2 separate regions of the Homo sapiens genome follow, and region 2 is linked to region 1. A link is a loop called in an ENCODE intact Hi-C map of the cell type or tissue named here. Cell type or tissue: HCT116. All regions are shown on one strand. Links, peaks and the distances in the headings refer to the core of each region. The heading gives the core; the rest is flanking DNA. Region 1 overlaps SLCO6A1 (solute carrier organic anion transporter family member 6A1). Region 2 has its middle 27 kb from the start of LINC00492.

Region 1 (12,612 bases), core at 2,309-10,308:
ACTACTACAAAATGTTCTGACCTAAATACAAGTGAGAACTATAATTTTGTTTTCTTTCATTTTGTTTTCAACTTTCATTTTAGGTTTGTTACATGGGTAAATTGCATGTCATAAGGGGGTGTGGTTTCAGAAAATTTTGTCACCCAGATAATCAGAATAATGGCCTCCAGCTACTTCCATGTTCCAGTGAAAACTAAAATTTCATTTTTGTATAGCAGCATAGTATTCCATGGTGTATATATACTACATTTTCTTTATCCATTTCACCACTAATGAGCATCTAGGTGGATTCCATGTATTTGCTATTGTGAATAGTACTGTTATGAACATATGCATGCATGTGTCTTTATGATAGAACAATTTATATTCCTTTGGGTTTATATCCAGTAATGGATTGCTGGGTCAAATGGTAGTTCTGTTTTAACTTCTTTGAGGAATTGCCACACTGCTTTCCACAATGGCTGAAGTGATTTACATTCCCTCCAGCGGTGTTTAAGAGTTCCTTTTCTCTGCAACCACACCAGCATCTGTTATTTTTCCACTTTTTAAAATAGCCATTTTTGCTGGTGTGCAATAACATCTTATTGTGGTTTTGATTTGAATTTCCCTAATAATGAGTGACACTGAGCATTTTTCATATGTTTTTTGGCCACATGTATGTTTTCTTTTGAAAAGACACTCTTGAAAAAGTGTCTGTTTATGTCCTTTGCCCATTTTATAGTGGGGTTGTTTGGGGTTGTTTTGCTTGCTGATTTGTTTGAGTTATTTATCGACCTTTGTCAGACGTATAGTTTGCAAATATTTTCTCCTATTCTGTAGGTTGTCTGTGTACTCTGTTGATAGTTTCTTTTGCTGTGCAGAACGCTTTAGTTTAATTAAGTCCCACTTGTCAATTTTTGTTTTTGTCATGATTGTTTTCAGAGTCTCCATCGTGTCTTTGCCTGGGCCAACATCCAGAATGGTATTTCCTAGATTGTCTTCTATGGTTTTTATACTTTAGATTTTACTTTTAAATATTTAATCCATCTTAAGTTGATTTTTGTATATGGTGAAAGGTAGGGGTCCAGTTTCAATTCCACATATAGCTAGCCAGTTATCCCAGCATCATTTATTGAATAGGGAGTAATTTGCCTATTGCTTGTTTTTGGTGGCTTTGTTGAAGATCAGATGGCTGTAGGTGTGCACCTTTATTTCTGTGTTCTCTATTCTGTTCCATTGGTCTCTGTGTCTGTTTATGTACCAGTACCATGCTGTTTTAGGAGCCTTGTAGTACATTTTGAAGTTGGGTAGTGGCATCCTCCAGCTTTGCTCTTTTTGCTTAGGATTGCTTTGGCTCTTGAGGGTTTTTGTTGTTGATGATGTTCCAAATGAATTCTAGAATGGTGGTTTTTACTAAGTCTGTGAAAAATGTCATTGGTAGTTCATTAGGATAGTATTAAATCTGTAAATAGCTTTGGGCAGAATGGCCATTTTAACTATATTGATTCTTCCTATTCATGAGTATGGAATATTTTTCCATTTGTTTGTGTTGTCTTTGATTTCTTTCAGCAGTGTTTTATAGTTCTCCTTGTACGGATCTTTGAACATCCTAGTTAGTTGTATTCCTATATTTTAGTCTTTTTGTGGCTATCGTGAATGGGATTGCATTCTTGATTTGGCTCTCAGCTTGGACATTATTGGTGTAGAGAAATGCTACTGATTTCTGTACATTGATTTTGTACCCTGAAACTTTGCTGAAGTTGTTTATGAAATCTGGGAGCCACTGGGAAGATACTATGGGGCTTTCTAGGTATAGTATTACATTGTCTGTAAAGAAAATAAGTTTGACTTCCTCTCTTCCTATTTGGATGTGCTTTCTTTCTCTTGCTCTGGCCAGGACTTCCAATACTATGTTGAACAGGAGTGGTGAGAGAGGGCATCCTTGTCTTGTTCCAGTTTTCAAAGGGGAATATTTCCAGCTTTTCCCCATTCAGTATGATGTTGGTTATGGGTTTGTAATAGATGACTCTTATTTTGAGGTATGTACCTTCGATGCCTAGTTTGTTGAAACGTTTTTTGTTTTTTGTTTTTGAGATGGAGACTCACTCTGTCGCCCAGGCTGGAGTGCAGTGGAGCGATCTCGGCTCACCGCAACCTCTGCCTCCTGGGTTCAAGTGATTCTTCTGCCTCAGCCTCCCAAGTGGCTGGGATTACAGGCACCCACCACTATGCCCTGCTAATTTTTTGTATTTTGGTAGAGACAGAGTTTCACCATGTTGGCCAGACCAGTCTCAAGCTCCTGACCTCGTGATTTGCCACCTCAGCCTCCCAGAGTGCTGGGATTACAGGTGTGAACCACCACGCCCGGCCCTGTTCAAAGTTTTTAACCAAAAAGGATATTGAATTTTATCAAAAGGATTTTCTGCATCTATCGAGATGATCATGTGCTTTTGTTTTTAGTTCTGTTTATGTGGTGAATCACATTTAGTGATTTGTGTATGTTGAACCAACCTTGCATCCCAGAAATAAAAGCCTACTCAATTGTGGTGGTTTAGTTTTTTGACATGCACCTGGATTCAGTTTGCTAGTATTTTTTTGAGAATGTTTGCATTTATGTTCATCAGGGATATTGGCCTGAAGCGTTCTTATTTCACTTGTGTCTCTGCCAGGTTTTGGTATCAGAATGACGTTGGCCTCATAGAACATGTTAAGGAGGAGTACCTCCCCCTTGATTTTTTTAGAATAGTTTCAGTAGGATTGGTTATCAGCTCTTCTTTATGTGTCTAGTAGAATTTGGCTGTGAATCTGTCTCATGCAGAGTCTTTTCTGGTTCGTTGGTCGTTTTTCTTATAATTGATTCAATTTTGGAACTCAATACTTGTCTGTTCAGGGTTTCAATTTCTTCCTGGTTCAATCTTAGAAGGTTGCATGCTTCCAGAAATTTATCCGTTTCTTCCAGATTTTCTAGTTTGCGTGCATAGTGGTGCTTGTAATAGTCTCTGAGGGTTTTTTGTATAACTGTGAGGTTAGTGGTAATTTCCCCTTTGTCATTTCTGATTATGTTTATTTGTATCTTGTCCCTTTTCTTCTTTATTTGTCTACCTAGTGGTCTATCAATCTTATTTATTCTTTCTAAGAACAAACGTTTCATTTCATTGATCTTTTTATGGTTTTTCTCATCTGCGTTTTGTTCAGTTCAGCTCCGATTTTGTTTCCTTCTTTTCTTCTGCTACCTTTGGAGTTGGTTTGCTCTTGTTTTTAGTTTCCCTAGGTGTGACGTTAGATTGTTAATTTGAGACATTTGTAACTTTTTTATGTGAGTGTTTAGCACTATAAACTTCCTTCTTAACAATGCTTTAGCTGTGTTCCAGAGATTCTGGTATGTTGTATCTTTGTTTTCATTACTTTCAAAGAATTTCTTGATTTCTGCCTTAATTTTATTGTTTACCCAAAAGTCACTCAGGAGCAGACTATTTAATTTCCATGTAATTGTATGGTTTTGAGAGATCTTCTTGATATCGATTTCTATTTTTATTGCACTGTTGTTTGAGAGTGCAGTTGGTATGATTTCATTTTATTTGAATTTGTTAAGAATTGCTTTATGGCTGATTGCGTGGTCAATTTTAGAGGATGTGCCATGTGCAGATGAGAAGAATGTATATTTTGTTTTGGTTAGATGGAGTGTTCCATAGATGACTGTTAGGTACATTTGGTCAAGTGTCAAGTTTAGGTCCCAAATATCTGTTAGTATTCTGCCTCAGTGATCTGTCCAATACTGTCAGTGGGGTGTTGAAGTCTCCCACTGTTATTGTGTAGTTATCTAAGTCTCTTCATAAGTCTCTAAGAACTTGTTTTATGAGTCTGGGCATTCCAGTGTTGGTTGCGTATATATTTAGGGGAGTTAGCTCTGCTTGTTGAGTTGAACCTTTGTCATTATATAATGCCCCCCTTTGTCCTTTTTGATTATTGTTGGTTTAAAGTTGGTTTCGTCTGAAATAAGAATAGCAATCCCTGCTCTTTATTGCTTTCCACTTGCTTGATAGATATTTCTCCATCCTTTTACTTTAAGCCTATGGGTGTCCTTGCATGCGAGATGGGTCTCTTGAAGATAGCATACAGTTAGGTCTTGCTTTATTATCCGACTCGACGGTCTGTGCCTTTTAAGTGGGAGCTATAACCCATTTCTGTTCAAGGTTAATATTCATATGTGTGGATTTGATCCTATCATTGTGTGGTTAGCTGGTTGTTATGTAGACTTGATTGTGTATTTGCTTTATAGTGTCAATAGTACTTGAGTGTGTTTTTGTGGTGGTCAGTAATGGTGTTTCATTTCCATGTTTAGCATCCCCTTAGGAACTTCTTATAAGGCAGGCTCGGTGGTAACAAATTCCCTTAGCATTTGCTTGTCTAAAAAGTATTTTATTTCTCTTTGGATTATGAAGCTTAGTTTGGTTGGATATGAAATTCTTGGTTCTAATTTCTTTTCTTTAAAATTCCAGAATATAGACCCCCAATCTCTTCTGGTTGTAGAGTTTCTGCTGACAGGTCTACCGTTAGCTTGATGGGGTTGACTTTGTAGGTGACCTTTCCCTTCACTCTAGCTGCCTTTAGTGTTTTTTACTTTGCATTGACCTTGGAAGATCTGATAACTATGTCTCTTGGGGATAGTCATCTTGTATAATATCTCACAAGGGTACTTTGAATTTCCTGATTTTTTTTTTTTGAGACAGAGTCTCGCTCTGTTGCCCAGGCTGGAGTGCAGTGGCACAATCTCGGCTCACTGCAAGCTCTGCCTCCCAGGTTCATGCCATTCTCCTGCCTAAGCCTCCCAAGTAGCTGAGACTACAGGCACCCGCCACCACACCCAGCTAATTTTTTGTATTTTTAGTAGAAATGGGGTTTCACCGTGTTACCCAGGATGGTCTTGATCTCCTGACCTCGTGATCCGCCCGCCTCGGCCCCCCAAAGTGCTGGGATTACAGGCGTGAGCCACCGTCCTGATTTTTGTATTGACCTCTCTAGTGAGATTGGGGAAATTTTTGTGGACAATATCCTCCAATATGTTTTCCAAGTTGCTTGCTCTTTCTCCCTGTCTTTCAGGGATGCCAGTGAGTCATAGACTTGGTCTATTAACATAATCTCATATTTCTTTGAGGTTTTGTCCATTTTGTAAAATTCTTTTTTATTTTTGTCTGAGTTAATTCAAACCACTGGTCTTCAAGCTCTGAGATTCTTTCCTCAACCGATAATACTCCCAATTATGTCATGAAATTCTTGTAGTGCGTTTTTCAGCTGTATCATCTAGATTTGGTTCTTTCTTAAAATGGCTACTTAAGCTTTCATCACTTTCATCATTTTACTGGATTCCTTATATTCCTTGGGATGGGTTTCAGCATTATTCTGAATATCTAAAATCTTCATTTCCATGCAGATTCTGAATTCTGTCATTTCAACCATTTCATCCTGGTGAATAAGCATTGCTGGGGAGCTAGTGAGGTTGTTTGGAAGTAAAAAGACATTCTGGCTTTTAGAGTTGCCAGGCTTTTTGTGCTGGTTCTTACTCATGTGTGTGGGCTATGTTCCTTTAACCATGGTGTAATTTGACTAGAGTCAGTTGACTTCATTTCTGGATGTTTTCAGAGGGCCAAGGCTTTGTGCAGCATCTTTATTTGTGACAGAATTCCTGTGCTTGGTTTCACAGCGGGATATATTAGCCAAGTATTTTCAGTGTTGAAGTTTGGGCTGCAATCCAGTAGATGGCACTTAAGCATCATGGCCAGTAGGTGGGCTCTTGCTCAGCCATGCAGCACCTCTGTATTTCCTTGTATTTGCAGCCATGCTCTCTCAGTGCTCTGAGAGTGTGGGCTCCTTTCCCACTAGCACTGGCTGCAGATCTCAGCTTGGCATTTCCGGGCTGCGCATCATAGCCCTGGGGCAAGCTGATGCCTTTTCTTCCCTCCCTGGCTTGGAGGCACCAGGGGCAAGGATCTTGGCAGTGGCAATGGCAGAGGGCCTTTCACTAATCTCTTGGGGCTCCACTCCAGAGAAGCACACCAATTGGTATGATTAGCCCAGGGTGAAGCACCTGTGTTGCAGGCCCAAGCCGAGGTGCCCTGCCTAGTAGTGAGCAGGGGGCTCACAGGCAAGAAAGACTGGTCTTTTCTTCACAGGGCAGCCATGGCATGCTGGAGGTGTGAGTACAGCACTCAGACCCTTTATCTCTTTGCCAGCCTAAGGATAGTAACCGTGGTACCACTACAGCAGCAAGGGCAGAGGGGCTGTGAGTTGTCTCTGGAATTTCCTTCCCAGAGAAATGCAGAGCCATCATCAACTGAAGGGTTCAGGTTGGGGCAGGGTGACTGTGCTGGGTGCCCAAGTGGAGAGGCCCTGCCCAGTGAGGAGTCACAGGGGCAGGATTCCATGTGGAAAACAATCTGGTCGCTTTTGTATAAGGAAGCTACACTGTGCAGGAGGCCTGCAATAGTCCTTAAGCTCATTGCTCCCTATCGAGCCTGAGGGCAGTAGAGTGGCATAAATAGCAGGCCTGTCCGTTACCTCTGGGAGCCCCATCCCAGGGATATACAGAGCTGCTACCAGCCTGAGAGCTCAGGCAGGGGTGGGTTGGCTGTGCTAGCATCCCATGCCAGTGAACTTTGTCTGGCAAGGTGTAGTGGAGGCTAGGCCCTCAGTCCATCTTGCTTATCAGCACTGTGGATATGGCCCCTATCCTGGGGGCATGTGAGAGAACCTGGCCTCCTTTATTGGCAGAAACACAGCTGCTAGCATAGGGGTGTTCAGGAGTCCATTGCCCTGGGATTTGGCATGTACCTGAACAGCAGCTCTGCACAGGCTCCATGCAGCTCTTCATGTCATTCTGGAGGCCCTGGATGGAGTGGGTTGGGGGAATCTCCTGTGCCCAGGGTTGCAAAGATCTGTGGCAGAAGTGTGGGACCTTGGGAGCTCTCACTCACTTGCTGTTTCCCCTCCGTGGGGAGCCTACCATGGTTCTATACCAATCCCAGGTGGGCAACTGTCCTGTCTCAGTCTTCCCTCTTCTCCATGGGTCATGTTGCTTCCTTGATGAATCCCAATGTGTCCTCCTGGACAGGCCAGTTGATAAGCTAGTGTTTACTTGCCACTCTGTCTCCTCTCCATGACAGCAGCACACACTAGCTGCTTCTAGTCAGACATCTTGGCACTCTCTAATATAGTTTTGAAAATTATGTTATTTAAATAGGATTTATATTGATTCTTCTTTCTATGATAGCCATTTACTTGCTTTCAAAGGAAATTCATTGTTTTAACTACCAATAGGAAGATGACTAAATAATTTGGACAGCAGCTTCCTTTGATTTATTTTGTCAGCAATTAACAGTCATATAGCAATAATAGCTCACATTCATTTTGTCTTTTACAGTTCACAATATGTTTAATATCATAATATTCATTGACACTTCCTTATTCATCTGAGTCCTATTATGCAAATATATAGTCCCTGTAATAAGGCAGGAAACTTACACGTGAGATGAAGAAAAAGGATAAGAGGGTTGAGCTCTCTGTTCCACACATTTAGAGGGAGCTTTTCCTCTATAAAATATTATTCCTTACCAAATTCCATCCAGGATTTATTTTTTTGCTTTTTGCTTTTCTGTGATCTTTCCTAACCTCCAAACTTTATGTTTTTATTCTTTTTTTAAATATTTCTAATCCATTTTATTCTTACAGCTATAGAGAGGTAGCTTTTTTCTTATCCTCTGTTCTACCTTCTGTTCTAAAAGTCTAATTCCAACTACTTTTACATTTATAACTTTTAACCTCGTGGATATTATAACTGCATAAAAATGTTAAATATTTTGTATTTGTTTCAGCTTTTATACTTTATTTTACTTGCATCTATCTTGTCTACTTTAAAACTATTAAAATTACTGACATTTTCATAAACTCTTTCCTTTCCTTTTTGGAAAAATGTTTTAAAAAACATAATGACCTGCAAGAAACATGGTAAGAGTAGATAATCCATTCGAAAAATAGCTAGTTTTTTGTCTCACTTTATAAAAATTCATTACAAGAAAAGACTATTTTTTAAAATCTATGCCTAGACACTCAGGAGAAGTATATTTAAACCAGCTCCCAATCAATAAGTCTTATAATGATGGTGACATATGATTTCTTTGTTGGAATGATTTTCTAGTTGTCCTTGTGTCAAGAGTTTCTAAACAGCCATTGGATTTCAAGAAAATGATCCAAACCAAATGGCATGAACCATGAGGGATAGAACTATAGAATTAATAGAGAAAGACAATTGGCCTTTAGCAAGTTAAGTTCCTCCAAATACTCTTTTTTAGTTTTATTATTTTCCAGTCAGTTTTCCACTCTTTTATCAAGATAAAAGGAAACTTTGGTTATGTAGTCCCCCTAATTTTTTGTGCAATTCTTCCCCTAATCTAAAATCAGAGATATCTCACATAAGCCCAGTTCAAGACCAGCCTGGGCAACATAGTGAGATTTCTCTACATAAAATTTAAAAATTAGCTGGGTATGGTGATGTGCACCTACGGTCCCAGCTACTCAGGGGGGCTGAGGGAGACTGAGGCTGCAGTGAGCCATGATCATGCTGCTGTGTTTCAGCCTGGGTGACAGAGTGAGACCCTGCCTCAAAAAAAAAAAAAAAAGAAAGAAAGAAAGGAAAAAAGCAAACATTTTAAAAATTCTTTTGAACATTCTTATAATAGTTTACATGAAGTCTTTGTTTACTACATCCAACACCTGAGCCACCTCAGAGACAGTTTGTACTGACTTTTTCTTTATATGGGCCACATTTTCTTCTTTCTTTGCATTTTTCATGAGGTTTTGTTGAAAATTGGACACTTTAAATAATACGTTGTAGCTTTTCTGGATTCTGACTTCCCCACCCTCAGGAGTTGCGTTATTGCTGTTTTCTGTCTCTTGTTTATTACTTTTCAGGACTAATTAAATAAATTCTATCTTCCTAGGAGTATGCAGCCACTGAAGCCTATGTTCTATTTTTAATTATTTTCCTCATTTTTAAGCCTGGCTTCCCAGGAGTCACCCTGGGTCAGCATACCTTGATGGCCACCCAATAATTGGGCAGGGGTTTTACTTAAATATCTTGAGTCAGTAGGGCTTCCACTTTTTGCTGAGGGGATCTGTACATGGATTGGATCACATATTCAAGTTTCAGGCAGTTTACAAGCTACTTTGACTTTCACTTTCTGTTTATGTAAGGACTTGTGCTCAGCCAGGAACCAGTAGATAACTGGGGCCATCTCTGACCTCTCCTGAGTGTGTGAACCCTTTCAGATCCCCATGAATATATTAAAGCTTTCAAAGCCTAATATCATTGGCCAGATATATCTTTTACATTTTTGGCTGGTTTACTGTTTCCCCTAACAACTATTGCTGCCTCTGGTAGCTACGATGCTGGCCTTTTCCAAAGACTGGCCACCAATATTGTAATTGCTGACTACAATGTCCCAGGACTTTTCCATGGAGCTCAAAACTAGATCAACCACCTCAAGTGGCAGGAAGACTGTTAGCCTTCACTGTTACCAAGACATGGAGGGTAGGGAGGAAAGAAAAGACAATGGATGCAGTCCCAAATTTAAATGCCACAGACCCTACTCTTCTAACCAATGCTCAATAATTCTTGAATAAATGCTTTCAATTTATTGTATGCCTTTGCTTAATTTCCAGAGTTTCAAAATAGTTGTTGACAATTCTGCCAGTTTTACCACCACATTTTGGAGGTCAGGATTTTCCACGTTTCTCTCTTTGCAATTCTAAAAGTGCCACCTTCTGATAAACTTCAAAAAGAAATCAGATATCATCTAGTTATCTACTCAGATAGATGTTAGTCAGAAGTCTAAGATTGTTACCAGGCATTATATGGTTTTATATCCTGTCTAACAATAATAATAAAATCCTCCATTTCCAAGTAAGAAGAATTGGAATTGGCTTGCTTTTTTTTTTCTTTTCTGGCAGTAAACTTAAAACAAACAAAAAAAACCTTAAAACACTCATGTTTAAATTTTCTGAAGTGTTTTTAATAATTGTGTCTTAATTTTTAGCAATATGAAAGAGATTATAACTAATTGGCTTCTGTATAGTTAAAATATATGTACATGTAATATTTTGATAAAAATTAAAACTAAATACAAATCTGAATTAAATGTAACCAATTAGGAGGGATGGTTTATGATTTGATTAAAAGATAAACACAGAATAGAAACAAGTAAACATATTTCTGATTTTATACAACATACACATTTGTTTTAGGATTAAACCAGTATAACAAAATATATATAAATATATATATATATATATATAAATTATGTTATAACAAAGATCTATGAAAACATTAAGGAGGGAGAAACTCATTTTGCCTGGGAATATAAGGTGAGATTTGACAAAGAGTTTTTTTATAATAGAGAAGAGAGACAATGACATTTTAAATAGATAGATTAGCATCTACCAAAATACAGGACTATAAAATTACCTAATGTGTCCAGGAAAGACCAAGTGGCTGGAATGTGGAGGACAGAGGGATAAAATTCTAAGAAAATGGGATAGGAAAATTCAGTTGATGCTACTGTGAAAGATCTTCAAAGTCCTATTAAAGGGTATGAAATTCATCTATCAAGTAATCTGAGAAATGGCGTGATAAAATCTGTATATGAGAAATACAATTTTGCAAACAACAGAAAGGATGAAGTTATGAATAGCAGAAGAGAAAACAAATGGAAAGTCAAATCATTATTTAAGTTGGTGTTTTTTAACTCTACAATGTCTATATTGTAGACCTTGTTTCACTTAGAAAAACAAAGATTTTCTTCATTTAATATTGAGATATTTTCCACAAAACATGATGCTTGTGGGACTATTTTTCAACTTCTAGAGTTCTCTTCTGAGTTACTTAAACATAATAAAAAAGATAATATTGATACATGCATGTCATCCCATTAAATGCCTTATTTACTTCTGCAGAGAAAAAATTAACACGAAATAATATAAAACTAAAAGAAACAGAAGGAAAATACCTGGTGCCAATCTCTGACACTAGTCAAGTTATTGGCAAAGCCAGCCCTATTTTTTATTATCTGTAAAGTGAACAAGTTAGTTAAAAGACTTCAAAAGTCTTGATACAAAAATCCTCAATAAAATACTGGTGAACCGAATCCATTAGCACATCAAAAAGCTTATCCACCATGATCAAGTGGGCTTCATCCCTGGGATGCAAGGCTGGTACAACATATGCAAATCAATAAACATAATCCAGCATATAAAGAGAACCAACGACAAAAACCATATGATTATCTCAATATATGCAGAAAAGGCCTTTGACAAAATTCAATAACCCTTCATGCTAAAAACTGTCAATAAATTAGGTATTGATGGGATATACCTCAAAATAATAAGACCTATCTATAACAAAACCACAGCCAATATCATACTGAATGGGCAAAAACTGGAAGCAGTCCCTTTGAAAACTGGCACAAGACAGGGATGCCCTCTCTCACCACTCCTATTCAACATAGTGTTGGAAGTTCTGGCCAGGGCAATCAGGTAGGAGAATGAAATAAAGGGTATTCAATCAGGAAAAGAGGAAGTCAAATTGTCCCTGTTTGCAGATGACATGATTGTATATCTAGAAAACCCCATTGTCTCAGCCCAAAATCTCCTTAAGCTGATAAGCAACTTCAGCAAAGTCTCAGGATACAAAATCAATGTGCAAAAATCACAAGCATTCTTATACACCAGTAACAGACAAACAGCCAAACCATGAATGAACTCCCATTCACAATTGCTTCAGAGAGAATAAAATACCTAGGAATCCAACTTACGAGGGTTGTGAAGAACCTCTTCAAGGAGAACTACAAACCACTGCTCAACGAAATAAAAGAGGATACAAACAAATGGAAGAACATTCCATGCTCATGGGTAGGAAGAATCAATATCGTGAAAATGGCCATACTGCCCAAGGTAATTTATAGATTCAATGCCATTCCCATCAAGCTACCAATGACTTTCTTCACAGAATTGGAAAAAACTACTTTAAAGTTCATATGGAACCAAAAAAGAGCCCTCATTGCCAAGACAATCCTAAGCCAAAAGAACAAAGCTGGAGGCATCACGCTACCTGTCTTCAAAATATACTACAAGGCTACAGTACCAAAACAGCATGGTACTGGTACCAAAACAGAGATATAGACCAATGGAACAGAACAGAGCCCTCAGAAATAATGCCACATATCTACAACCATCTGATCTTTGACAAACCTGAGAAAAACAAGCAATGGGGAAAGGATTCCCTATTTAATAAATGGTGCTGGGAAAACTGGCTAGCCATGTGTAGAAAGCTGAAACTGGATCCCTTCCTTACACCTTATACAAAAATTAATTCAAGATGGATTAAAGACTTAAATGTTAGACCTGAAACCATAAAAACCCTAGAAGAAAACCTAGGCAATACCATTCAGAACATAGGCATGGGCAAGGACTTCATGTCTAAAGCACGAAAAGCAATGGCAACAAAAGCCAAAATTGACAAATGGGATCTAATTAAACTAAAGAGCTTCTCCACAGCAAAAGAAACTACCACTGGAGTGAACAGGC
Region 2 (12,612 bases), core at 1,622-9,621, 100 kb after region 1:
GTGCATAAGGAACAGTGAAAGCATTCACACAAACATATCCTAAAAAGGAAGTGTTGGTTAAATTGTGCAATTGTCCAGAAGAGTGTTTTGGAAGATAGATTACAATGCCTTGTATCATCTGATATAAGGGTACTCATGTATTAACATAAAACATATCACCTGCTTCCAGTGCATCTCCTACATTGCTCCACTCAGCTACATTTCTGTTTTTTACTTTCTACCCCTTTTTGCTTGAGGAAAGGGATGGCTGTTGTTCCTGTACTATGCCTCCCTTATAGCTTTCGCATTAGCTGTTTCCCCCATCTAATTTCACATACCTGACTTCTTATCATGCACATCTCAGGTTAATTATTTCTTCCTCAACCAGCATTCACCTTCAACAAGTTTCCTTGACACTCCACCCTATTTTATTTTATGTTCTGGCATTTTTGTCTATGTGCATGCCTGCTCACTTATATGTTGTTCCTTTTCCACCTCCTATCAGTAGAAAGTGAGCCCCATGAAAGTAAAATTCTTCTCACTCTTGCTCATTGCTAACTTCCCAGCATATAAAGCAATTCCTACCACACAGTAGGCACTCAATAAATAGTTGTTGAATTTATGATTCTTTTTCATATATTCTTTCTTTACGAAGAAAAAGTAAGAAAATTAATGACAAGCTTAGTGCTTTCAAAAAGCAGTATGTAACATAATCTTATACCTGATATTAATTACTTGAAATTTTGGGGTAAGTAGAAGGAGTTAAAGAAATAAATACAATCTAGCAAATCTTTATCTGAATCAAGTCTCCAGAATATTAAAACCAGAAGATACAGAAATACATCTCTTAAGAATTAACTCCAGTAAATCAACCTAGGTGCCCATCAACAGTGGATTAGATAAAAAACATGTGATACATACATAAAATGGAATACTATGCAGCCATACAAAATGCTAAATCATGTCCTTTGCGGCAACATGGATGTAGCTCTCCAGCTTAGCAGGCCATCATCCTAAGCTAATTCACATAGGAACAGAAAACCAATACCACGTGTTCTCACTTATAATCACTGTGATTATAGACTACTAATATCTAGTTTTAAGAAAACTGGCCAGGTGTGGTGGCTCACACCTGTAATCCCAGCACTTTGGGAATCTGAGGCTGGTGGATCACCTGAGGCCAGGAGTTCGAGACCATCCTGGCCAACGTGGTGAAATCCCGACTATACTAAAAATAGAAAAATTAGCTGGGCGTGGTGGCAAGCACCTGTAATCCCAGCTACTAGGGAGACTGAGGTGGGAGGATTGCTTGAACCTGGGAGGCAGAGGTTGCAGTGAGCTGAGATCATGCCAGCCTGGGTGACAGTGAGACTCTGCCAAAAAGAAAGGAAAGAAAGGAGAGAGAGAGAGAGAGAGAGACTAATATTTGTGAATAGCTAAACTGGCCTAGGTCAATCACCTTAGATTACTTACATCAGTTAAATTTGCTCAGGTCACTTAGTGAATGAGCAGAGACTGAAATTATTTCATCTTTTTATTGAGTACACAGCTAGTCTATTTGTATGGCCATGTGACTGAATTTGGCTGATGGAAGATAAATGCATGTGATATATGCAACATTCAGGCTTGGCTCACTAAAACCTCCCACCTAATTCCATGTTTTCTTTGCTTTGTGTCTTCCAGCTACCAGAAGACTCTGATGTAGGGGATGACAGAGCCAACAGATGCCTCCCTCAACCTAGTGATTTACATCCATCACATAATCAAGAAATAAGCTGTATTAGTCCATTTTCACACTGCTATAAGAACTACCTGGGACTGGGTAATTTATAAAGAGAAGAGGTTTAATTGACTCACAGTTCTGCATGGCTGGGGAGGCCTCAGGAAACTTACAATCATGGCAGAAGGAGAAGCAGGCACATCTTACATGGTGGCAGGCAAGAGAAAGCAAGCAAGAGCAGAGAAAACCGCTTTATAAAACCATCAGATCTCATGATAACTCACTCACCATCACAAGAACAGCATGGGAAAAGCCACCACCATGATCCAGCCACTTCCCACCTGGTCCCTCCCTTGACACGTGGAGATTATGGGGATCATAATTTGAGATGAGATTTGGGTAGGGACACAGAGTTAAATCATATCACAAGCTTTTGTTGTATTAAGTAACTGAAATTTTAGGATTTTCTATTTATATCACTTACCCTACCTTGATTAATATAGTCAATTTTGCATCACTTAAGAATCATAAGCTTTTACCTACTCTGATTTACAAACAAATCTTGGTAAATCAATATGTATTAATGTGCTATTTTACATACAAGATTGATCAAATTTACACATTTAATAAATGCCAGGTTCAAAATTTGTACCCAAGTTTTTCTGATTCCAAATCCCCACATTCTTTTTACTGCCCCACATCACACAACTCCCATACTTATTTCAATGGAAGAAGAATTGAAAAGTGAGTTAAGTGTTGATTTTTGCCAAACTAAGATAACTAGAAAGATTTTCTAGTTTTCAGCATTAAGCTCTGAATAATAAGCCACCTAAAAATAAAATGCAATCTTTAACAGAGCTGCACATCTGTGAATTAAAAGCACCAATTTTTCTATTCTCTTCACATTAACACAATTCAGTATTTATAGTCTCATATTTGGTTTACTTCTATCATATAAAACCAGATAATAGCCAGTAATGAAACGTCATTTTCATAGCTCTGAAGCAAACAGCAAATATCTCTATTTTCAATATTTTATGCTTATGATATTTAGCAGAGGCTATTTCATTCATTAAAGGGTACTCATGTATTAACATAAAACAAAGTAAGGAGTACCACTCTCTCTTTCCATGTAGATGCAATATAGCAAATCCATTAAAATGAGTGATTTTTCTCCTTTAGCTTCTTATGAACATTTTATAGTCATTAGCACATACTCTGAGTGCATTGAATATTCTCTTCAATACATCTCTTTTCCTTGAGGTATACTATATTATTAACAATGGTAAAACATCTTTTTTTCTGTTCTCTTCTTTTTTAAAAAAATTTTTTAAATTATACTTTAAGTTCTTGGATACATGTGCAGAACGCGCAGGTTTGTTACATAGGTATACACGTGCCGTGGTGGTTTGCTGCACCCATTAACCTGTCATCTACATTAAGTATTTCTCCTAGTGCTATCCTTCCCCTAGGCCCCACGCCCTAACAGGCCCTGGTGTTTGATGTTCCCCTCCCTGTGTCCATGTGTTCTCATTGTTCAACTCCCACTTATGAGTGAGAACATGCAGTGTTTGGTTTTCTGTTCTTGTGTTAGTTTGCTGAGAATGATGGTTTCCAGTTTCATCCATGCCCCTGCAAAGGACATGAACTCATCCTCTTTTATGGCTGCATAGTATTCCATGGTGTATATGTTCCATATTTCTTTTATCCAGTCTATCATTGATGCACATTTGAGATGGTTCCAAGTCTTTGGTATTGTGAACAGTACTGCAGTAAACATATGTGTCCATGTGTCTTTATAGTAGAATGATTTATAATCCCTTAGGTATGTACCCAGTAATGGGATTGCTGGGTTAAATGGTATTTCCAGTTCTAGATCCCTGAGGAATTGCCACACTGTCTTCCACAATGGCTGAACTAATGTACACTCCCACCGACAGTGTAAAAGCATTGCTATTTCTCCACATTCTCTCCAGCATCTGTTGTTTTCTGACTTTTTAATGATCACCATTTTAACTGGCATGAGATGGTATCTTATCGTAGTTTAGATTTGCATTTCTGTAATGACCAGTGATGATGAGCTTTTTTCATATATATGTTGGCCGCATGAATGTCTTCTTTTGAGAACTGTCTGTTTATATCTTTCGCCCACTTTTTTATGGGGTTGTTTTTTTTCTTGTAAATGTGTTTAAGTTCTTTGTAGATTCTGGATATTAGCCCTTTGTCAGATGGATAGATTGCACAAATTTTCTCCCATTCTGTAGGTTGCCTGTTCACTCTGATGATAGTTTCTTCTGCTGTGGAGAAGCTCTTTAGTTTACTTAGATCTAATTTGTCAATTTTGGCTTTTGTTGCCATTGCTTTTGGTGTTTTAGTCATGAAGGCTTTGCTCATGCCTATGTCCTGAATGGTATTGCTTAGGTTTTCTTCTGGGGTTTTTATGGTTTTAGGTCTTATTTTTAAGTCTTTAATCCATCTTGAGTTAATTTTTGTATATGGTGTAAAAAAGGGGTCCGGTTTCTGTTTTCTGCATATGGCCAGTCAGTTTTCTGTTATTTGCCTTTTTATATATTGTCCAAATTTAAATTAACATGATCAAAAAATGCCCACACTTTGTCCAGAGAGATGGCTATCTCACACAATCCAGAGAGAACATGAAATGATTACAATTCTCAGGAGTATGTTTTATCCATTTGGATTTACTGCTTTAAAATATGCATATTTTGGTTGCATCAACTCTGTTTCTAAAATTTATTCTAAGAAAATGATAATCTATATACCCAGTGATTTAGCCTCAATTTTATTCATTGCAGCAATTATGTTTTTGTTACATATAACCCTCTTGGTCATTTAAAAGGAACCTAAAAGACAACATAATAACTAAACATATGTAAACTTTATTTGTAGGACGTGAACTGTATGTTTTATTTTCTTCATTTATATTCCTTCATTGGGGATATAACTTGAATTTTGCCATAGTTTAGACAATCTAGAATTACTTAAATAAAACAAGGACTACTATACTTTCCTCTTTGTCTTAATACCCCAATTAAAAACAGAAGAAAACATTTTTCAAATTTTTGATATTACATAGTGCACATTCTAAAATTTATTCTAGTTTGAAAAAATGTGCCATTGACCATAGAAGGTATTCAATGATTAAACATATTTCTCTGAAACAGATATCAAGTATGCTAATCTAGTTTAACCTCTTAACCTGCAGAACACCTCTAAATCAGTACTTAATATTGTTCGTAAGGAATACTTTTAGGGTGTTCTTAGAAACTTTACTGTCCTCTCAGGTAATGATTGGCCAAAGGGACTTTGAGCTTATGAGGTTAACTTTTGTGGTTGATTGGTTGGGTATTTCTAATTTCATTATAAATATGTAGAAATTTTTCTACATAGCAGTGATGGTCATGGCTGCTGAAAATCCTTTATAAAAGATTAATTTTACTCTAACTTCTAGACTGATGATTACTTTTATTATAAATGCTATATTTAAATGTCAGCTCTTTAAATATGGTGATTAATTTGCTTCCCTAACTATATTGCTCATAATTAAATTAACAGGCAAAAAAACCAAACAGAACCTCAATGCCTTGTGCTGAAGTAATTTTAATCTTATTTTCTTGAGACATCAATTAAATAATATTTCCAAAATATTATTATCCTATATATTATTATTTATTATTGTTATCCTATATTATCTTATTGTTATTTTTAGTCATAAAATATCAATTATGAGAAAATCTATTCTTAAAATATATAAATATATATATTAAGCCTCAATGCTAAGCACTTCCAACTCAAATAAAATATATAACTTCCTAACTGGAATGGCCTTACCTCTTTTTCTCAAACACAGTCATTTGGATGGAAATCAGAGGAGAAAGGCTAAGTGCCCAGGGCCCTAGAATCTTTGTATAAGAATGATCATATGCCACACATGGTTCAAATGGAAGAGATTACATGGCTCAGTTCCTTTCAAGAACGTCAAGTATTTTATTCCAAGTTCACTCTTACAGCAGCTGAATGCAAGATAAACAAGGCCCCTTGCCTATTGATATATTCTAAGCAAGCAGCAGAGGAGATTAAGCCTGTGTGCTAGCTTTCATGCAAAACACAACCACAGGGCTCCACAAGCCACAAGGAGCCTCAGATGTAGCCTTTTGCCATTATTACCAAAGGAGTTTTTATCGACATAGTCAGAGACTTGTATATGTATTAAAAGTCTTCATTTGACAAATATAAGTATGTAAAGCATATCACAATGTTGTTGGCTACCCTGGTTTGATAGCTCCCCATTTTTAGGATATGAGGAGTTTCAAAGAATAGACATATCTCAAATCTCTCAGGAATTCTGAGAGGCACTCAGCATACTCATTGGTTTAGAGACAAATCTTGATCAGATTTTATTTTGCATTGTGATTCCTTTTTTAAATTCAGTAAGAATTCTATGAGTTCTAAGTTTTCAGAGAATTTAGCCGGACTTAGAGCAATCTTCTTATGATTATTAAAGGCTAAATTTAGCTTCTTAATAATCATATATTCTTGAGTTAATTCCTTTTTCATTGTTAAAAAAGTGATGTAAGTATCTATATATCTCTTACCTCACAGTGTTAGTCTTCAAACAAGCCACTAGACCACCTAAGAAGAAGCATGTTAAATGCTCTAGCACCACCTGGAGGGTGAAGGGATGTCTGGGTACATTAAAGAGACCAGTTTCATAACCTATTATATTTATGCATAAATGATGCAGTGAGAGTTCTGTGTACTTGTGCTTACACTGTTCTACAGAATTACAAGAAAGAAATCAAGTGTTCTATGGAAAGTTAAACAAATATAACAAGACTCTATTTGAGAAACAGTTTGATTCTGGCTGAAGGATAATTGCAGGTTATAGATTACTGAAAGAAATTATTAAACATTTCACCTTTCACTGAAAAGAATGTGGCAACCCCAAATTAAAAGATGCAGAAACCTGAGTAATAAACTGGATGGTATTACCTAACTGGCTAGAAAATTGTCACTGTCGGTGGATAGGAGAGTGATGTATTGTTCTTTGTGTTTTTGGTCAGGTTCAGCCACAGGGAGTTTATGAAAGGAACTACCATGAAAGGAACTCTTCTGACTTAAATTGAAGACAGAGGACAGGAACCATTATACTTTGGCAGTCATTAGAGACCTAAGGTGGTCAGTCTTCCTTGTCAAATAAACAATCAACGAGCTAACTTCCTCACAAACATCTAGTGCTTTAGTTTATTTATAGGTAGTGAAACATGTTTTTTATAGTCCTAAAACAGACTTCACCCTAGTTCAATTCTGTGCTAATCAAATATATTAATAAACTTACTATACACAATTGTAGAGAGAAAATGTCTATGGCATTATAAATAAATTGTCACATATTTTTAATACCTATGCATAGTGTATTAGTTCATTTTCACATTGCTATAAAGACCTACCTGAGACTGCGTAATTTATGAAGAAAAGCGTATTAATTGGCTCACAGTTCCACAGGTTGTACAGGAAGCATGGCTGGAGAGGACTCAGGAAACTTACAACCACAGCGCAAGGCAAATGGAAAGCCAGCGTGTCCTAAACGGTTGGAGCAGGAGGAAGACAAAGAGGGAGATGCCACACACTTTTAAACAACCAGATCTTGTGAGAACTCTATCACAAGATAGGACTAGGGAGTGGTGTTAAACCATCAGAAATCACCCCCATGATCCAATCACCTCCCACCAGGTCCCACCTCCAACACTAGGGATTACAATTCAACATGAGATTTGGGTGGGGACACAGAGCCAAGCCATATCACGTAGTATCCTCAATTAAACCAAACAGGGTTGTTCAATTGTGTCAAAGTCATTGTAGAAATAATAGATTTCCTTAGAAAAAGATTTCCAACTTTCTTGGTACTTCATAAACAAATGAGGATAGCAGTGTGACTTTCTTAATACTCAGTAACTTGTCAGAAGTTTATCTGAAAAAACAAAGTGCCTCACTCTCTTGAGAAAGCTTTGGAAAGGAAAGGACATGACGCACACTATGGAAAGGAGTTTGAACATTTCTCAAAGAACTGAAAACAGAACTACCGTTCAATTCAGCAATCCAATTGCAGGCAATATATCCAAAGGAGAATAGACCATTTTACCAAAAAGATACATGCACTTTATGTTCATCACAGTGCTATTCACAATATCAAAGATATAGAAACAACCTAGGTGCCTATAATGATGGATTGGACAAAGAAAATCTGGTATATACACAACATGAAATATTATGTGGCCACAAAAAAGAATGAAATCATGCCTTCTGCAGCAACATGTTTGGAGCTACAGCCCATAATCCTAAGCAAACTAATGCAGCAACAGAAAACTAAATACCACACATTGTCACTTACTAGTGGGAGCTAAACATTGAGCACACATGGACATAAACATGGGGATAGTAGACACTGCAGACTACTAGAAGGTGGAGGAGGGGAGGTCAATGGTTGAAAAACTACCTATTGGATATTATGCTCACTATCTGGATGCAATATACCCATGTAAAAACCTGCACACATACCCCTGTATCTAGACTAAAAGTTGAAGTTTTTTTAAAAAAATACCAAACATGATCATGTTGAAAGTAACTATTTTTACCTGTATCAAATACATATGGCATTTACTATTTTACTATAGATATGTTCCCATTAATGTACTTTGATCTCCTTTGTAGACAGTATGGTCAGCTCTGATTGAAAGACTAGAGAGACATAAACAAGAGGCTCTTCAGTCTGACTTATTCAGTGCCAAGCACAATGGCATGAATAAAGCTGTATTGAAAACTTTATTTGGTTATGCCAAAGAAAATTTAATTATGACAGTGGCAGATGCAGATTTCAATTCCATTTCTGCACTTTTTCTTACAGGGCTTTCTGGCATTTCAAGGTTTTCCCAAGTCTTTCCTTAATAAAGCTTTAACCGACTTACTCAGTTTCATTCTAAATCTCATTTTCAATATCTGAAAGGCATAAAAGCCTTTTGAAAAGTCAAATATATGTTAGTTCACAGTAAAATACAACTATTGCAAAAAAATACACTTCTCCTCATTAGGACATAAGTATTTTCATCAAAGAGGAAAATGACTTCAATTTTATTTACAGGTAGTGAAAATTCCAAGCTAGTAAATGGTAATGCTATAATTGAAACTTGAGCTGGACGTGGTATCTCATGCCTGTAATCCCAGCACTTTGGGAGGCCAAGGCAGGAGCATCACTTCAGCCCAGGAGTTTGAGACCAGTCTGGGCAACGTAGCGAGACCCCATCTCTACAAAAAATAAAATATTAGCCAGGCATGGCAGCAAGTGCCTGTAGTTCCAGTTACTCAGGAGACTGAGGCAGGAGGATACCTTGAGCCCAGAAGTTCAAGGCTGCAGCGAGCTGTGGTCATGCCACTGCACTTAGGCCTGGGTAACAGAGAGAGACCCTGTCTCTACTTAAAAAAAAACATTTTTTAAACCTTGCATATATTAAGCCCCAATGCTAAGCACTTCCAACTCAAATATAGTTCCTTTGAATTTTCCAAGAAAAACATAATATTGCATGTTCATGTCTCATTGCATCAGGATGCATCTAGCTCACTTCTTCTTTACATAGAATGAGATGCTTTGATAGGTAATGGTTTAAGGTACATTTATTACCAGTGGTTAGCTGCAGGAATATAAACTAATGTTAATAACATGAATAAAATATAATTTGGATAGTGAAGTTATTGTTATTTTTGCACATATGCATACATGTAGCCTTCCATTAGATTGGATAATTGACACTTGATTGTGTAGGCCAGAATCTGGGAATAAAGATTATTGATATGATGATGTCTTGGAGGGAGCTTGAGATACAATCTATACAACTCCTTACCTGTAAACATGTCATGCACTGGAAAAACATACATTTTTAGTTCATTTTAAAGATCTATTATAATGCATAAATGGTTATAAATTATCTTCTTAAAGTCTTTCTGGAATGGAATTTCTAGAAGCCTCTTCTAAAAGGTTTACACTTTTGTTTTTCATATCAAATTTTGGTTGCATTAAATAGGATTTTGTCAATGCCCCCGTTTGACCATTGACAAAGGTGAAAAATAAGGCTTTTTAAAAAGATAATTTGCACTTCTTATTTAAAATTAGCTCTTTGTTCTAAGAATAGATGTCATTTTAAAAAGAGTGATGTCACTGTCAAAAACCTGGTTCCATAATCCCTTTAGTATTCCAATTGTCTGTCCTGAATATTCCTTATTCTTATATTTGATACTGTAATCTCTAGTCTGCATATCTTCTTTTGATGAGCTTTTCTTAATGGTGTGTAGTAATTTTTTAAATTTCTTTTTACTTCCATGTTGCAAATATTTTTCCCAACATTTATTTGTTTTCCATAAGCAGTGTTTGCTTTAATGAGATTATATTAATTAGACTTTTCCTGAATTACTTCAGGATTTTTTGTTTTGGTGAAGTGGGCTTTCCTGATCACAATCCTACATTAATTTTTTGTGCTTTTGTTTTGATATGGCTGTAGTTAGCATTTATTTTGTTTTGGTTTGTTTATGTTTTACATTTAGTTCTTTTATCTAAAATGTATTGTGTGTGGTTTGAAGTAAGAGTCAACTTTTATTTTTAAAATCCATGGTAACTGTACTAACATTAATGAATACTTTATTTTTTATTTTCTTAAATGCTCCATTTCAAGTCAAACTATCTTTGTTTGCAGATGACATGATCCTATATCTAGAAAACCCCATTGTCTCAGACCAAAAGCTTCTTAAGTTAGTATACAACTTCAGCAAAGTCTCAGGATACAAAATCAGTGTGCAAAAATTGTTAGCATTTCTATACACCAACAATAGGCAAGCCAAGAGCCAAATCATGAATGAACTCCCATTCACAGTTGCCACAAAAAGAATCAAATACCTAGAAATACAGCTAACGAAGTGAAGAACCTCTTCAAGGAGAACTACAAACTACTGCTCAAAGAAATCAGAGATAACGAAAACAAATGGAAAAATATTCCATGCTCATGGATAGGAAGAATCAATATTGTGAAAATGGCCATACAGCCCAAGGCAATTTATAGATTCAATGCTATTCCCATTAAACTACCACTGACATTCTTCACAGAATTAGAAAAAGCCATTTTAAAATTCACATGGAACCAAACAAGAGAATGAATAGCCAAGACAATTGGAAGCAAAAAGAACAAAGCTGAAGGCATCATGTTACCAGACTTCAAACTGTACAACAGGGCTACCATGACCAAAACAACATGGTACTGGTATAAAAATAGACACATAGACCAATGGAACAGAATAGAGAGCCCAGAAATAAGACCACACACCTACAGCTATCTGATTTTCAACAAACCTGACAAAAACAAGCAATTGGGAAAGGATTCCCTATTCAATAAATGCTGCTGGGATAACTGCTTAGCCATATGGAGAAGACTGAATGAAACTGGACTCGTTCCTTACACCACATACAAAAATCAACTCAAGATGGGTTAAAGACTTAAATGTAAAACCCAACAACTATAAAAATCCTGAAAGACAACCTAGGCAATACCATTTAGGACATGGGCATGTGCAAAGTTTTCATGACAAAGATGCCAAAAGCAATTGCAACAAAGGCAAAAATTGACAAATGGGATCTAGTCAAACTAAAGAGCTTCTGCATAGCTAAAAACTATCATCAGAGTGAACAGACAACCTACAGAATGGGAGAAAATTTTTGCAATCGATCCATGTGATAAAGTTCTAATATTCATCATATACAAGGAACTTAAACAAATTTACAAGAAAAAAAACATTAAAAAGTGGGCAAATGATATGAACAGACACTTCTCAAAAGAAGACATACATGTGGCCAAAAAATTATGAAAAAAAGCACATCATCACTGATGATTAGAGAAATGCAAATAAAAAACACTAAGAGATACCATCTCACAGCAATCAGAATGGTTATCATTAAAAAGTCAAAAAACTACAGATGCTGGAGTGGTTGTGGAGAAAAAGGAATGCTTTTACACCTTGGTAGGAGTGTAAATTAGTTTCACGATTGTGGAAGACAATGTGGCAATTCCTCAAAGACCTAGAAACAGAAATACTGTTTGACTCAGCAATCCCATTACCCAAAGGAATATAAATCATTCTATTATAAAGATACATGTACACGTATGTTCACTGCAACACTTTACAATAGCAAAGACATGATATCAACCTAAATGCCCATGAATGATAGACTGGATAAAGAAAATATGGTACATATACATCACAGAATACTATGCAGCCATAAAAAAGAATAAGATCAAGTCCTTTGCAGGGACATGGATGGAGCTAGAGCCCATTATCCTCACCAAACTAACGCAGGATCAGAAAGCCAAACACTGCATGTTCTCACTTATAAGTGGAAGCTGAACAATGAGAACACATGGACACACGGCAGGGAACAACAACACACACTGAGGCCTATCTGTGGGTGGTGGGGGAAGAGGGAGACCATCAGGAAGGATAGCTAATGCATGCTGGGCTTAATACCTAGGTGATGGCATGATCTATGCAGCAAACCACCATGGCACACGTTTACTTACATAACAAATGTGCACATCCTGCACATGTACCGCTGAACTTAAAATTAAAATAAATAAAATAAATACTCCCTTTCAGGGGTGAAGGATGAATAATTTCTTCACTGCATTGAAATTACAAACTAAACTTTCATAAAAATGTTATAAATATATTTATATGACATATACTATAATTATATGTATTTATATAATCAAGTATATTTTTTCATTCTATAAAATATGTAATATATTATACTTTATATATTTATATTTTATATTTTTCATATATATGAATATTCACATATA

The links. A loop is a pair of places that touch in the nucleus more often than their neighbours do. Peaks named below come from ENCODE experiments on the same cell type or tissue, not always from the same donor. Only the 100,000 strongest peaks of a DNase experiment are listed, where the experiment ranks them.
Region 2: it touches region 1 in a loop (4-fold over the local background); 3 of 110 quality-filtered maps call a loop at or near these places.

Annotation. Positions count from the first base shown.
Region 1 is chr5:102,444,703-102,457,314 of GRCh38, forward strand. All of the region lies in intron 6 of SLCO6A1 (solute carrier organic anion transporter family member 6A1), which reads right to left. Among named protein-coding and RNA genes, the nearest start is that of SLCO6A1, 48 kb to the right of the region's middle. RefSeq lists an enhancer at 9,262-9,321. In HCT116, for the core only: CTCF peaks have their summits at 5,733 (motif pointing right) and 5,933; a DNase peak (open chromatin) is centred at 5,759.
Region 2 is chr5:102,548,545-102,561,156 of GRCh38, forward strand. No RefSeq gene overlaps it. Among named protein-coding and RNA genes, the nearest start is that of LINC00492, 27 kb to the right of the region's middle. In HCT116, for the core only: a CTCF peak has its summit at 6,401 (motif pointing left); a DNase peak (open chromatin) is centred at 6,357.